Regions from separate parts of the Mus musculus genome. Here region 2 is linked to region 1. A link is a contact called in ENCODE Hi-C or POLR2A ChIA-PET data. All regions are on one chromosome and are shown on one strand. Each heading gives the region's core, a stretch centred on a gene start or an enhancer-like site at or near the end of the contact. The rest is flanking DNA. Distances are from core to core; before and after follow the strand shown. Region 1 has its middle 12 kb from the start of Gm19510. Region 2 overlaps Gm36819 (a long non-coding RNA gene).

What was found. Hi-C counts contacts between places; a loop is a spot of excess contacts on that map. ChIA-PET counts read pairs that join two places held with the same protein, here RNA polymerase II (POLR2A).
Region 2: POLR2A ChIA-PET joins it to region 1 with 55 read pairs in Patski. The contact joins two enhancer-like sites. A Hi-C loop is called at or near these places in 1 of 37 maps with a recorded cell type or tissue (Patski). POLR2A ChIA-PET finds 5 or more read pairs at or near these places in 2 of 5 experiments (Patski and embryonic stem cell).

What each region holds. Positions count from the first base shown.
Region 1 is chr15:59,780,523-59,785,816 of GRCm38, reverse strand. No RefSeq gene overlaps it. Among named protein-coding and RNA genes, the nearest start is that of Gm19510, 12 kb to the left of the region's middle. Within about 2 kb of position 1,741, at least 2 of the 3 ENCODE cell types and tissues checked have a DNase peak (open chromatin) inside an H3K27ac peak, as active enhancers do.
Region 2 is chr15:59,825,822-59,830,786 of GRCm38, reverse strand. Gm36819 (a long non-coding RNA gene) reads right to left here. Exons shown (of 3, transcript XR_384128.2): 2 at 3,596-3,665; 3 at 1-2,626. Among named protein-coding and RNA genes, the nearest start is that of Gm36819, 4.9 kb to the right of the region's middle. Within about 2 kb of position 2,428, at least 1 of the 3 ENCODE cell types and tissues checked has a DNase peak (open chromatin) inside an H3K27ac peak, as active enhancers do.

The DNA of each region.
Region 1 (5,294 bases), core at 492-2,991:
ACATATGGCTACAGAATGAAGTTGGGGGGACGAAGAAATTGAAAGGGGAAAGAAAGAAAAGTGGTAGAAGAGGGGTGGACGAAGAAAAAGAAGGATGGAAAGAGGAAGAAGAGAGGAACAGAGGATAAAACATTGGCTGCATCTGTAAAGGCTGCTGTTTCTGGGAGCCAGAGTTCTCAGAAATTTGATACTCTGATGTGCAGAATGTGCATATGAACGTGTGCAAGCACATGTGTCCTTGCAGATGTGTGAGAACGGAATATAGATGCAATTGCTTGCTGTGCTGTTCTAGTATGTGAGCATGTGTATGTTGACATGATATATGTGTGTGTGTGTGTGTACATGTGTGTGTGTGCATGTGATTGTGGGTGTGCTTTTATGCATGAACATGTTCGTATGCTGTGTTTTATGGGTGCCCATATATGCATGCCTGCATCTGTGCCTAAGCATCCTAGGCTAAGACTTAAAAGGGTTAGAATGGTATCGGGACCGCCATGGAACAGCTTCATGTGACCTTCAGTAAGTCATGTCTCCAGGCTGGCTGTCAGGTTTCTTGCATGTTCTTTATAGAACAATGCTTACCACATAAAGGTCGTTCAGTTAATATTTAGTAAGTACTAAGTACTTTAAGTAACTAAGTACTTTAAAGTAACGCTATCTGCTTAAGGTTAAGGAAATTTTTTAAAATGAAAATTACATGCAATACTACTTTCTTTGTTCATGACACATAATAGAAGCTCAATAATTATTGGATTTGTCCCTTTAGGGCAGTGCTACTAAGAACTTAAAGCAATTCTTGAGTCCATCTCAGGGGTTTCTGGGCTCCCATTAAGGTATCTATTAACCAGACTGCTTTCAATTACTGCCTGCTTTCAGGCAAAATTTGACAACCATACATTTGCAAAAATTAAAAGTACGTTTGAATTTAAACAACTTGAAGATCAGGGAGGTCAGCTTTGCTTTCGGCAACTTGGGATTGGGGGGGTGGGGGGGCGGGTTGTGAAGGGCAGGAAGTTTGCTAGTGACCTGAGGTCCTGACCTCCTGTCTGGGTGTCACACATGTAGTTCACAATCATACACGGTAGGAATTGTTATCAGCACGCAGTGGAAGTGGCTAGGGCCCAGAGAGATTGAGTAAGCCATCCACGGCCACAATGCTCACCACAGGCCCGCAGAGCTAATTCCAAACCCATCAAATGGTATTCAAAGCTGGGAAGGTAAAAAGCCCACTTTACTTGGGCAGGCAGAGCGAGGGCTAAGGCCACAAACATCTCAAAATCAAGTCAGCCGCAGTTGAGTATTGCCAGATGGAGCCAGGGCCGTGTGGCAATCAGAAAACTAGTCAGGTGGCACTGGGACAGTGCCTCTGAGGTATTTCACAAACATGGGGAACAAACACATTTGGTGTCGCAATCCTGGCCACCCGGAGCTGCCGCGTTGGCTTTTTTTTTTTTTTTTTTTTTTAGAACGGCCAGTGGATACGGAGTTTGAAAGGCTGATAGCACCACTGGCGAGCACAGACCAGAGGCCCATCTTTGAGCCTGTAGAGCCCTGGAGAAAGAACACAGCCCTTTCTGACAGCCCAGTCCCCTCCCAGCCACAGCCAGAGAAAACGGAGGTAGCCAAGAGTTACACTTCAAACCCCTCAGTGAGTCACTTCAGCTCTTCCATTTGTCATCTTTTCCCATTGCGTCGCTCCACAGAATTATGACCCGGGCTCGCGGCCTTCTGACTAGACCCCAGGCATGCCTGTTCCTCGCTGCAGCCACCTCCACGTCCAGGAATCACCATCTCCTCCCCTCTGATGAGCCATCCATCCTGTAATCCTCCAAACAAAAGCTAATGAAGCCTGCATCTCCTCGGAATTTCACAATGCCCTCTGGGGTGATTAGTCTCCCTGGTACCAAGTGCTCCGTAAACTCGGAGCCCAACTGCAATCACATTCCACTTATTTTCCTAATTAATCTCCCCAAGCACCTGCCTGCATGGACGCAGTAAGCTCAGAATGCACTGCGGAGAGGTTTCCTCACTACCCAGCAAATTATTCCGAAGCCCTGTGGAAAGCCAAATAAAAGCCAAACCGAGTCCCCCGCCATCCCCCCCCACCCCACCCCCACCCCCGCCATCCCCTAACACCCCCCCCCTTGAAGGCACCAGGCCAGAAGGGACTGGTGTGTGACTAGATTTACAGCTGCCATGAGTTTTCTCTACCACTCTGTCATGAATTCTCACTGACATCGAGCATCACTGTTGACACAGCATAGTTTCTTTGATGCAGGGCTCCAAAGTCAAATTCCTGACTGCAGCCAGTGCCCACCCCCACCCCCACCCCCATTGAGCCCTGAAAGAGCTAGTCTTCCGGATTCTTTTTCTCAGCTTTTCCCAGGATCCAAGAGGATGTCAGGAGCTCTGAGACTGGATCAATTTTCACTGCTCACAGATGGTTTTCCTCCTGTCCTCGGACCACGGTGGGGAGCATCTCTGTGGAATTTCTAGATAAGAACACACTGTGATTTCCAGTGGAGAAGGGGAGCATTGGTTTCACACCTACCCTTCTCGGGATGCTAACTGAATTGTGGTACACCCAGTAGGCAACCCTTAGACTGAAAAGACTAAGTGTGCACATCACGTCTGTAGCGAGGACCTCCTAAAAGAGTGCCTGCAGCGCTTGTAGTGAACTTCAAGGCTAGGAAACTGCTTGGAGGCAGAGCCAGAGGAAAGCAACCCTGACTGGGGGAGCCTACTATCTGCTTTAACACCAGTGCTCCTGGCTAATCCCAACAATGGTGAGAGTGAGCCTACTGCACTCTGCTAAGGAACCGAAGCTCTGAGCTCTGACCTCCGAACTTCAGAAGGAGACACGACTCCATGATAGTGACCAAAGTCTCTCTCCAGCCCCAAGAGTCACCACTACAAGTGAAGTCAAACTAAAGAATCGTCTAAGCTCCTTATAGGGGCAAAAGAGTCACAAAGGGCATCTGCAAGCTTGGTGAGAGGAGGTGCCCTGGTCACACTAGTAAACAGTGAGACAGACGCTAGCTCTACTCTGTGTCTAGACCTGGTACAGACCAGAGGCACAAACTCTGAGCTCACAGTGAGGACCAATCCAGTGTGAAAATAGAAAAATCTACAAAAATGGTAGAGAGAGAGTGGGAAGAAAGTGCTCGGTTTTCACCGGAAGCAGCTTGGGAAGTCTTCCTAGAAGAAAGCAGCTTTTTAACTGGGTCTTTGAATTTGAATGTGCCTACTAATTGCTTCAACCTGCTCACTATAGTTGCCCCTTGCTATACACCAGGCGCCACGTAAACTCTTCTGGTTAATATTACCTCATTTAATTGCTCAATATGTAGGCAGACACTGCTGCTATTTCCAGGATACAGATGAGAGCTGAACTAACATCATGACAGCCAGTAGCTGTTGGAGTGAGGCTCCAATCTCATTGGGATCCGATGCTCATCTGTCTAAAGAGAGATGAACTGGAGACAAAGAACAAGGTGCACTCTTCCCCGGTGTTCATGTGGGAGCAGGGAGTGAAGCCACAAATCAGGGAAGGAGGACAAAGCCTATATCACCACTTGACAGAGAGTCTCTCCGCCCGCAGCAAATAACAAACTGGAAGCAACTTTAGACATTTGTTGCTTTCAGAAGAGCAGCTAAAGGGAGAAACAACTGAGGTGTTTGCTCCATCGTTCCTCCAGTGCAAATATGACAAGGGGAGAAATGAGCAAAGAACCCATTTTCCCAGAAACAATAGCCACCATTTGCATAAAGAATGTGCTAGCCTCTAGGTAGCACAGGCCCATTTGAGTGTTCTAATAAGGGCTGCTGAAAACTTAAGCTACTGGCCACATGTGAATCACACATCCAGTGTTAAAACAATATTTTAAAAAGGACAGATGCCTCGTTCCTTTTAAACACATCAAATTTGTATGACTCTATAGACACTGAATATTATTTTCTCTCCTTAACAGAAAATCAGAGCAATTAGCTGTTTTTCAAAGAAGAATATGGTTAGAAAGCGACACGGCTGAAGCACAAGGGTGCAAACTGTGGTGGTCTGACTCTAACGTGATGCAGCTTGCCACTATCTCTTCTCTTGCATAAAGTAGACATTGTTGTCCACATAAGCCAAACAAAGGGATGGCGGTCCAGGAAGACTCTGTGAATCATCCCATAATTTAGGTGGAAAATCTGCATATTTTTTGCACAATAATCATCTCCTCAATCATGGGGCAACAGCACCCCTGGTCCTGCCACCCACTGGTGGTGCTCCCTACACTGGTCATCTCAACTCTCTACTGCTTTGCGGCATCACCTGGAGGACAAAGCAAGAGGTTAAGCAATGGCCTGGTCAAAACCAGGACATAACCACAGCTTTAGCATTGGCACCCTGTGGTTTCCACTACCTGGGAAGTAAACCCATCTTGCTGGTAGGCAAACCACAACCAAACCTCAGCAGCTATCCTCATGCAAATGAGGATACTCTGAGGATCCTGCTGGCATCTTTGTGGTAGTCTCTCCTCTAGTCACCAACAGCCTGTCCGGTCTCTGTGCACATATCTGGCACATATCTGTTCCTTACCTCACAAGCGGGGGGGGGGGGGGGGGGACGGGGACTCTTTTTTCTCTCCCTTTGAATCTTAAGACCTACTTGGCCCAAATAAACTTTGCAGAAACAGTGTTCTAGAATGACTGAGCTGGCTCCAGGAGGTTGGGCAGCTCTCTCCCCATCTTAGAATCCATCCCTCAAGCTGTGGAGAAGCTTGGATTTCACTATAATGATGGGAGGGTATCTGGGGAGACTGAGTCTGGAGATAACCAGACATCTTGGCTATGTCCACCCCAGGTAACCTCTAGCTGAGGACAGCTAACCAACTAGCTGTGACTACCACACACACAGAAAAAAAAACGTTTGGAAGAACACTAGATCTTGTTTGAAGCTGCTATATTTTAAGTGATTTGTTATTCAGTCTTAAAAAAGAAAAACAGTATGAAAGATTTTTTTTTCAGTATGAAAGATTTCTCGGTTGCTTACCAGTGTCAGTGTGCAGTGGATCACAGTACCTGGGTGTGCTCACACCTTCATGACTGATGGGCAATTTCTGACCTAAGGGCAAGGGGCAGTAGTGTGGCTTCATTCATTGAGTGTGAGTGCCTTTCTGTGACAGGAATATGCTGGAGCCAAGGATCTTGTAATTTAAAAGTGATCAATGCCTGTAAGAAACCATGTTTGGGAAGAAAGGTCCAATCCTAGCAGAGAGAGAAAGAGAGAAGATGGAGACTTTTTATCCACT
Region 2 (4,965 bases), core at 1,179-3,678, 44 kb before region 1:
GCCTGGTGAGATTTCTCCTAGAGCCAACAGGTAGAACTTTGCTCCCATCTCTGCTGCCGCCGCCCGAGGTGCCCCTCACCCCAACATTTACAATAGCAAGCACCTTCCCTTCTATAATGTAAAGCCAGGGTCTCGGCCACCTCGGCCTCCCCTTCTAGAACCACCTCGAGGGATGGTAGGTATGTCTTCACAAGACTTATTCACATAGTGACGAAACCCGTGTGGACCATGTGTCCGTGGCCCTCTTATCATTTATATAAAGCCCCAAAACTGGCTGATCGGTCCTTTCCTGGGAGGACAGAGACTTGGGTCCAAGGTTGTCTCCCTTCGATGTTACAATTTTTGTTACGTTGTCGTTCTATTCAGGGCAGAGAAAAATGAAATCTTAAAAGAGTTGTTATTTTTGAAAGAGAAAAGAATCTTGGAAATTTCGAGGGCATTAGAGAGTCCCCTCCCCCGTTGTAGCCCTGGCAGAACTGTTAGGAAATCCATTCCTCTGAGGTATGTGTGTTTGCACTAAGCACATAAAATCTGTGTACATGTTCATATACAGACACACACACACTGTTCTTGGGAAGTGAAGATATGCTATCCAGAGCAAAGGCAGGGAGGAGAAGTGTTAAAGCGCATCTCTGTGCTGCACTGCCCTCTGCCTAAGACACGTGCACATGATGGGGCTTCCTTGTCTAAGGATGTCACTGTAGCTTTGGTGGAGAAATTCCTTAAGTGGCTTCTGATGGTCACACTTCATCTTCTGGCTTCGGATATGACACCTATAAGCTGGTGAGTTCTACTTTCAGGAGCCAATCGTGCGTGCTCATGAGCACATCCACACACATAGGAGAAGCTAGACCTTCCCCATAAAAAGGAAGAACAAAGGCAGGATTCCTGTGAACTTAAGAGAAATGCAAGCTTGTAGCTAATGAAGAAATGGAAACTAAAATGGTATCAGAACACAGAGGCTCATTTCCTCAAAACTTGATGATGGCCCCTGTTGAGGGGACCAGAAACCCGTCTTTATCTTAGGATTCCCAGGCCCCTCAGCTGCCCTGTAAAGGCTCATGTGACCATTTTGTCTCTCAGCTCTTTGAATTTGGCCTGTGTTTCTAGGAGACTTGAGTCAGGGACTGTATGTCTGGTCACTCAGGTAATTCACTACACAACTGGGAGAGGAGGGCCACTTCTACCAGACAATGTAACTGGATCCTTCCCAGTGATGTGGAGTGCTTCTACAAAGACATGATTGCTAATTGATTCTGTAACACTGCCATCTACACGTCATGATTCTCTCTGAGTCAGTCCCTTCCCTGTGCCTGATACCTTGCTCAGTAACCAGGACCTAACAATACCTCAATAAAAATCCTCAGAATTCAGAAGCAAGGAACTGGAGAAGATGGCCTTCACCTCGCTCAGACCCAGAACAAGCAAATATTGTAGAGAACAAAATGTTATGAGAACATGCCTGCTTCCTGGGTTATCCTTTAGAGAAGACATACAACACTGCAGTTGACATCTCTGGTTCTGAGGTAGAAAGGATCTGGGTTTTGAGTCACGGCTCCACAACTTACTGGGTCCTACTGAGCATGCTCCCAAACTGCCCCACGGCTGAATCTTCTATTCTGTGAGAAGTCAGTGAGACGAAGCCTCTATGGAGGGCCTGAAATGTGGTAAGACTTGCTCTATGCATCTCAGCTATAGTTGGAAAGTTACGATGTCAACTAATCAATTCAACAACGATCCCTGAGAGCAGACTTTCCCGCACCCAGACTTCCTATCCCAGGCGGGAGACTATGCCCAAAACCTACAAAGTGCTCAATAACAGCTGTCGGATGGAGGGGAGGAAGAAGGGGAAGAAGAAAGAGGAAGAGGAGAGTGGGAAGAAAGTGAGGATGCATGATGAAAGATGATGAAAGAGAGTCTGGAAAGTGAGGGGTCACTGACGGGGTCATAGGGGTGCAGCTCCTGTTCTGCCATCTCTAACTCTGTAACTCTGAGCTAGTCCATCCCTCTGCCTCACTCTGGAATATTTTAAGATGGAAGGTCCCTTCCCCAGCCAGCATCTGGTGGTGCCTGTCTAGTGGAGAGCAGAGGGGCAGGTGCTTGTTCCTGTTTGCAACACTTCCGCTGGCCTGAAGATGGCACCTCTGAGTCAGAAAGAAGCCAGTTTCTGCAGCCTCAGCTTCCAAGCATCTAAGTGCCTAGCAGACGGGATCTAGGGAAATCTATTGCTTGTTGCCTGAGGCAGTGAATGACTCCGCTTCCTTCCTTGCCTACCCCGCTTCTCCCAGTGCCCTCATATGGGGAGGCAGCTGGCTCTGTCATCCAGGTCCTGTTTCTTGCTGGTTGGCCTTGCGCAAAGGCACCCTGCTTTCCTGAGGACTCTTTCACTGTCAGCAAAAGGAGAATTACAGTCCCGGACTTAGTGCGAACTTCACATCAGATGCAGAGCACCGTGCCAAGCACCTGGTGGGGGACTCGTGAAGGATGGCTTCCATTTCTTCCAGGCCTTCCCCAGAATGTGGTCAGCACAGGAGAGGAATGAGTGGGACGACGAGGGAAGAGGAGATGACTCCAGAAAGATGACGTCACTCTGTGACAGGATGCTTCTGCTCGTATATGCCTGGTACTGCGGGGAGTGAATAAAGTCCTGAGTGAATGTTTGTTGGTGACAGGAAAAGGGCCACGAAAGTGGTCACGTCAATGCCACCAATGCCTCAGACTCACGGGAATTAGAAAGCCTTTCCCTGGTGCATGGATATTGGATACTGGCAGAAAATGTCCAGGGCAGCTTCCTCCTCCCGTGTGTTCACAGCCCGAGACTGCTCCCCATAGAGACCCCCACCAAGACTAGTTAAGTCTGCCCTCCTCCTTCAGCTGCATACTACACACTTGTTCAGCTGTGGACAGCCAACCCAGCTCCTTAGTACGGGTGTATGAAATGAACTGCTGAGTTCTATCAGAGCACATGACCCACCTGGTCCCAGCTTTCCTGCGCCTGTGCCTTTGTGCCTGCTTTCTTTTATTCCCTGTTGCCCCAGTCAGGTCAGTCCCTAAGCTGTTCAACTGTGTCCCTTCAAGGACCCATGTCTGTTTACTCTCCCCCTCGTCTCCCAAAGCCAGAGAGCAACGGTTGCCTTTCTGAATGAATAATGCAGCGGCTGCATTACGATCACCCTGCCCTTTGCTAGGCCTTTTGTGGGCTTTGACCTTACATATGCATATAGAGCTGCCATCTTTCCATATCCAGCTTCTGTGGCATGACCATGCTCTGTAAATGCATGGCTTTTACCGTGCAGTTTACTCTTCATATACTGAGCACCTCTGGGCACATGGCTGCCTGCTCAGTGTTCAACAGATGAGAGGTCCTGGAGGCTTGGCTGGCCTTCAGGCCAGAGATCCTGCTGCTAAGAAGGATGCACAGAGCCATCCAGGGTAAAGAAGACTCAAACGCTAGAAAATTAAGGCAAAAGACCATTGTACACCATTCCTCACATTCACATCCCAAGTGTTCTTTGGTTGTGATCACTTGATCTCTGTAGAGAGCTGAGTACCACCATCAGCAGATGGGGAAACTGAGTCTGTGAAGGAGACTTACCCAGGATGGCAGAGCCAGACAGAAGGACAGGGTCCTCTACTCCAATGAGCCAGTCTCAAGAGAGTGGGTCCTAGACAACAAGTAGTTTCAATGGTGTGAAAATGAGAACCACAGTATATTTTTAAAAATCATAAAGAGCTGGCTTCTGTCATGTGACTCACCAGCCCCAGGCCTGCGTGAGGCTGGGGTTGTATTTGTCCCAACACAAAGCTTTTAAGGAATGAATTGCCATGATCCTTGCATTGCGTTTGAAGAAACGCAAGCTCTCTTGGGGAATGGCTAGGTTGCAGGTCACAAGTTACTACACAGAGCCATGGTAGCGCAAGGAATAAGCCCCAAGCCTTCCCTGGGGAGTGGAAACTGCAGAGAGCATGACACATGACTTTTTTTTTTTCAAGGATGCTAACAAAGAGTTCAAACAGAGAAGGCATGTGATACAGAGGTCGGGGGCAGAAGACAGGGTATCCATGGAGAAGCTTGGGAAACGGATCTGCTCTGTCAGGACACTGAGACCATGTGTGAAACACAGCCTTCAAGAGCCTCTTCCCAAGGAGACTGCAGCGCTCTAAAAATGCTCCTGGGGAAGGAAAGCACACCAAATTTCTAATCTGTGGGGGGAGGGAGGGACTCTGAGGAAAAGGAAATGTCCCACCCACTCTTCCATGCACCCCCAACCCCAAGGAATCTGGGCCACCAGAGCAAGACCCTCTGGGTTCTTATTAATGAGCCTGTCGAAGATTCTGCCCAGCGTCCACAGACCGTGGAAATAATTCATAGCGACAGAGCGTGTTTATGTGGGATGACTGCCAACCTCTGGTTTCTTCAGCCTCAGTGCTCCCTCTCGCTCCACTGACCAACCAAGGCCTGTTAGGAGTCTGCCCTCAGCGACAGAAGCCAGAGAACACCCAGATGCTCCCCTCCAGAACCACCTGTCCCCAGCAAGGTCAAAGAAGCCACTCTCTTGGGCTCTGTATGGTCATCGCCCTGGTAACCTAAGAGGTTATTTCTCCCTCCCTAACCCAGTGAAATTCTGAGGGGGCTTTCTGGCTCCTGGTACATTTCTCAGAAATGCACTGGAGAGGCTTGGCATGACCTCAGGGAGAAGGCTAACCAGAACACAGATGCAAAGAGCAGAGCTTGCCTCTTGCCTCAGCCTGCAGAGGCCAAGGCTCAGCCCCAGACTTCCTCACGTCCTCACCCAGAGCCATTACGGGACCTCAGTTCTGGTGTTCTCACAAAGGGGTCCCGAAGAAGACCCACTGAACAGTGTACCATCGCCACCTCTACCACAAAAGCCAAACTCACCCATCAAATGCAAGAAATGGTCAACTGCATCACAGATATGGCAGAGGGGAGCCACCCTCTCTGAT